Linked DNA regions of Homo sapiens: region 1 is linked to region 2. Evidence: read pairs that join two places in POLR2A ChIA-PET (ENCODE). Cell type or tissue: CD4-positive, alpha-beta T cell. All regions are shown on one strand.

What was found. ChIA-PET counts read pairs that join two places held together with the same protein. Peaks named below come from ENCODE experiments on the same cell type or tissue, not always from the same donor. Only the 100,000 strongest peaks of a DNase experiment are listed, where the experiment ranks them.
Region 1: POLR2A ChIA-PET joins it to region 2 with 5 read pairs; 6 of 35 experiments call an interaction of 5 or more read pairs at or near these places.

Annotation. Positions count from the first base shown.
Region 1 is chr17:42,405,171-42,407,670 of GRCh38, reverse strand. CAVIN1 (caveolae associated protein 1) reads left to right here. Exons shown (of 2, transcript NM_012232.6): 2 at 2,283-2,500. Among named protein-coding and RNA genes, the nearest start is that of CAVIN1, 17 kb to the left of the region's middle. RefSeq lists an enhancer at 1,311-1,360. In CD4-positive, alpha-beta T cell, CTCF peaks have their summits at 1,245 and 1,448 (motif pointing right); a DNase peak (open chromatin) is centred at 1,450.
Region 2 is chr17:42,247,360-42,249,859 of GRCh38, reverse strand. The region is part of intron 1 of STAT5B (signal transducer and activator of transcription 5B); the gene reads left to right. Among named protein-coding and RNA genes, the nearest start is that of STAT5B, 28 kb to the left of the region's middle. In CD4-positive, alpha-beta T cell, no CTCF peak of the experiment used is centred here; DNase peaks (open chromatin) are centred at 1,069 and 1,979; H3K4me3 peaks cover 1,596 bases; H3K27ac peaks cover 2,500 bases.

The DNA of each region.
Region 1 (2,500 bases), 160 kb before region 2:
TAGTTGGGTAACAGAGAGCTGGAGGTGGCTTGGTGCCCAGCAGAGCTGATGCCCAGATGAGAGAAGAGGTGGAGCCAGCATTCCCTCTTTGTCCCTGCTAATGCTATTGACAAGAAGGGAAGGAAGTTGGGAGAGGGTGTTCCTAGTTTTCAGTGTAAACCAGGAAACTCTGGGGGGATGTTGATGGGAGGGAAGAGGAAAGAGGTTGGGGGCTGGGGAAGGAATTTCTGTAGCAGGTGGTGCAGAGATACCGAGCAGCCTATGTATAGGGGTGTGTGTGTGTGGTGTCAGTGAGAGGACTCAGTTTATGTTGCCTTAATTTCTTAGGGGACAGGATTTTTCTTATAATTCTGGGAAATGGTCTTCAGAAAACCCTTTAGAAAAGCGACTATCTCTCGTTCCTTCATTTGAAGTCACTAAAGGGAGTCTGGGCCAAAGAGATCCTATTGATGATCTTGGTCTGCCCTTTCCCTTTCTGTGCTCAGCCTCCCCTGCTCTCTGATGAGGGTGGAGGTGGGGGAGGGAGTGATCCAGAGATTCTGAAATGTTGGCCAGAGTCAAGATCTTGGAAAATCTTCCCGGAATGGAAAGCAGTTCTGGTGCTAAGTCCTCCAAGGAGAAGACAGAAAAGCAAAGAACTGGTTCTGAGCTCCAGGGTCATGGGGAATCTGAGACCACCCATCCTACTCCTAGACCCCTGAGCTCAGGCTTTGTGCTGGGGGCAGGGGGTAGGGAAAGCAAGAATTGAAAAGTAATCTCTCTTCTATCCCAAAGTAGGGAAGTCACAACCAGAAGAAATGTCCAGACTGGGGAGAAAACATGTCCGTGGCTCCCAGCCAGCTTCTTCCTCTTTCCAATATCAATTTCTAAATGTGGGGGAGGGGGAGAATGACCACTGGTGGAGCCAAACAGTATGAAGGAGTCAAAGAAGGTGGAGGTGGGGGAGGGTGGACCACAGTTCTCCATCTCTAAGGCTGGTTCTGAAATAGCTTGAGGCCAGGAGCAGTGGCTTATGCCTGTAATCCCAGCACTTTGGGAGGCCAAGGCGGGTGGATCATTTGAGGTCAGGGGTTCGAGACCAATCTGACCAACATGGTGAAACCCCGAGTCTACTAAAAATACAAAAAAATTAGCCAGGTGTGGTGGCGCATGCCTGCAGTCCCAGCTACTCAGGAGGCTGAGGCAGGAGAATTGCTTGAACCTGGGAGGCAGAGGTTGCAGTCAGCAGAGATCGTGTCACTGCACTGCAGCCTGGGCGACAAAGCGAGACTCCATCTCAAAAAAAAAAAAAAAAAGAAATAGCTTGAGTCTAGGAAATGCACTTCCTTTACTTTACCTGCTTGGGTGGGTAGGTGCAGCTGTGGGCTCAAACCCCTACCCGCTTTCAACTTAGACACTCCCACCACTTGCTTTTCGGCCTGGCTCGGGCAGTGTGCGATTTGCGGCACCAGAGGGCGCTCCGCCCATTTCCAAAGTGGAGCTGTGTCTCCCGAGGGCCGTAGTGGTTTAATATCATCTACGGGTGGAAAGGGATCAGGACAGGGTTGGACGACCACAGAGATTTTAGCCCAAGTGCAATTATTACGCAACCCCATCTCCGACCCGAAGTTTGGTCCCCTGCTCCCGCGGTCTGTTTAGTCACCATTCGTTCAACACACATGTTTTTTAGAGAATGGCGGCGCGAGGCCGGGCGCAGTGGCTCACGCCTGTAATCCCAGAACTTTGGGAGGCCGAGGCGGGCGGATCACCTGAGGTCGGGAGTTCGAGACCAGCCTGACCAATATGGAGAAACACCGTCTCTATTAAAGATACAAAATTTAGCCGGCGTGGTGGCGGGCGCCTGTAATCCCAGCTATTCGGGAGGCTGAGGCAGGAGAATTGCTTGAACCCGGGTGGCGGAGGTTGCGGTGAGCCAAGATCGCGCCCACTGCACTCCAGCCTCGGCAACAGATCGAGACTCCGTTTAAAAAAAAAAAAAAAAAAAAAAACAAGGAGAGAGAGAGAGAAAGAATGGCGACGCGGGGTTGGGGGGCCGGAGATGGGTGATATGTTGCCCAGGCTGGTCTCGAACTCCTGGACTCAAGCCATCCTCCTGCCTCGGTCTCCCACAGCGCTAATATTACAGGCGTGAGCCTACACACATTTATTGAGCGCCCGCCAGTTTCCTGGGGACCACGAGCGTCCCATGCTCCCCTCTCTCCAGGATCGTCACCACCCTGACTCAGGCTCGCCCACATCCGCCTCCTCCGACGCCTCTCATGTCCCTTCTCCTCTTCCCTTAGGATGAAGTGAAGCTGCCGGCCAAACTGAGCATCAGCAAATCGCTGAAAGAGTCGGAGGCGCTGCCAGAGAAGGAGGGCGAGGAGCTGGGCGAGGGCGAGCGGCCCGAGGAGGACGCAGCGGCGCTGGAGCTTTCGTCGGACGAGGCGGTGGAGGTTGAGGAGGTTATTGAGGAGTCCCGCGCAGAGCGTATCAAGCGCAGCGGCCTGCGGCGCGTGGA
Region 2 (2,500 bases):
TGAAGCCCCGTTTCTACTAAAAATACAAAAAATGAGCCAGGCATAGTGGCACACACCTGTGGTCCCAGCTACTCAGGAGACTGAGACAAGAGGATTGCTAGAGCCTGGGAGGCAGAGGTTGCAGGGAGCTGAGATCACGCCACTGCACTCCAGCATGGGTGACAGGGTGAGACCCTGTCTCAAAAAAAAAAATTATATTTTCTATCCTCTTCCCCTTTTTGTTATGTGTTTTACAGTCTTTTCTCCATGTCTAATCTAAGAAACTTATATATTCATTGTATATATATCTACTGGTTGTCAGCATTGAACCTTGCCTGTGCCCTAGCATGTTGCAGAATGACTGACTTGACTTTATTTTGAGAATAAGTTCAAAATTTATTCTTTTTTTATCAGTTGACTAGGGACCTTATCTGTTGTTGCATTTATTATCTCTAAAATACCATCTTCTTTTTCTTTTTATTTTTTTTGAGATAGAGTCTCACTCTGTTGCCCAGGCTGGAGTGCAGTGGTGCAATCTTGGCTCTCTGCTACCTCCACCTCCCAGGTTCAAGCAATTCTCCTGCCTCAGCCTCCCGAGTAGCTGGGATTACAGTCACGCGCCACCACACCCAGCTAATTTTGTATATTTTTGGTAGAGACGGGGTTTCACCATGCTAGCCAGACTGGTCTCAAACTCCTGACCTCAAGTGATCCACTGGCCTTGGCCTCCCAAAGTGCTGGGATTACAGGCCTGAGCCACCTCACCCAGCCTACCATCTTATTTTTAGATGGAGACTTCTGGACATTGGTATAAAATCTGGATGGTTCCAGTCCTGACCTTTTCTTCATGTTTAATCTCACCTTCCTAACACTTCCACCACGTTGAAAAAGCGTAGCTCCATATGATCTTACTGCCCTTCGTTCAGTCAAGCGAGACACTGACATTGTGTAGATTCTGGGTCTCACATTTGCTTTGTTTTTATCTGGAGCTTTACTGGAAACTAAATGCTATTGCGTACTAGCTGCAGAAGCAGGAGGGGAAGTTGGCAAGAATTCGCTGCTTTCTGTTTGGTCTGTCTGAGGCAGCTGACCTTTTGGAAGGAAATCGCTGCTCTTCGCTTCTTCCGGTAACAGTGCCGCCTGTGAAAGAACACATACACAGAAGGGCTCTGCCGTTATCCTGGCTGATGCCTTGCAGCATAAGCTGTTAGTTAAGAGGTGGGAGCCTTTCAGTGCATCTGTTGTGTGCTGTAGGAGCATGCACTCAAGTTCCTACACCATGCTAAGTTGTGTGTAGATCTACTATTAGAGGTATAGTGAGAGACGGTCTGTTACCAGAAAAAGTAGGTTGCTTTAGCAAAAGTAATTGCATTTTATTTACTCCCACTATGAGTGCTGTAGTAAATGTGGACAATTATTTTGTGCACAATTTTAGTTCATCTTAATGTTAAATGTCCTGGTAATTGCTTTTTATACCTGGATAACCGTTGTTGTTTTTTTTTTTTCCCCAGCAGGACAAACATTTTGATTTGCTAAGACATGAGCTCTTATTAAATGTCATTTCTTCTCAGAATTAGAATAAGATTTTTTTTTTTTTTTTTTTTTTTGGACAAGATCTTACAATGTCACCCAGGCTGGAGTGCAGCGACACAATCACGGCTCACAGCAGCCTCAAACTCCTGGGCTTAAGCAGTTCTTCTGCCTGTCTCCTGAGTAGCTAGAACTACAGGCATGCGCCACCACACTGGGCTAATTTGTAAATTTTTTGTAGAGATGGAGTCTCACTATGTCGCCTAGGCTTGTTTCAAACTCCTGGCCTAATCAGTCTTCCCATCTCGGCCTCCCAGAGTGCTGGGTTTACAGGCATGAGCCACTGTGCCTGGCCCAGAATTATCTTCTTCTTTTTCTCATACATTTTTTTTTTTTTTAGAGAATGAGTCTGGCTCTGTCATCCATCTGGCATGCAGTGGCGCAATCATAGTTCACTGCAGCTACTAACTCCTAGGCTCAAGTGATTCTCCCACCTCATCCTCCCAAGTAACTAAGACTACAGGTGTGCGCCACCACACGCTACTACTTTTTGTTTTGCTTTCTTTGTAAAGACAGAGCCTTGATATGTTGCCCAAGCTGGTCTTGAACTCCTGAGCTCAGGTGATCCTCCTGCCTCAGCCTCCCAAAGTGCTGAGATTACAGGTGTGAGCCACTACACCTGGCCAAGATTTAGCTTCTTAACAAACCTGCTACTCGTTGGATCCACTTTTTCTGCAGGACTTGTTTTACTTAAACACAGGTAGTAGGACACCCCACAACTTGGGATTATTTTTGGAAAGCTGTAGTTGGGTTTCATATCACCCAGTAAGCAAACAAGGGAACTAACCAGCTGATGAAGCGTTTCTCTCTTAAAAGAGGAGATTTCAGTTTTGTATTGTTTTAACTAAAACATATTCAGTTCAGTTTTTATTTTGTTATTTGAAATGACATATTCAAGTTATGTCTAAGTAAAAATGAAACATTTTAATTC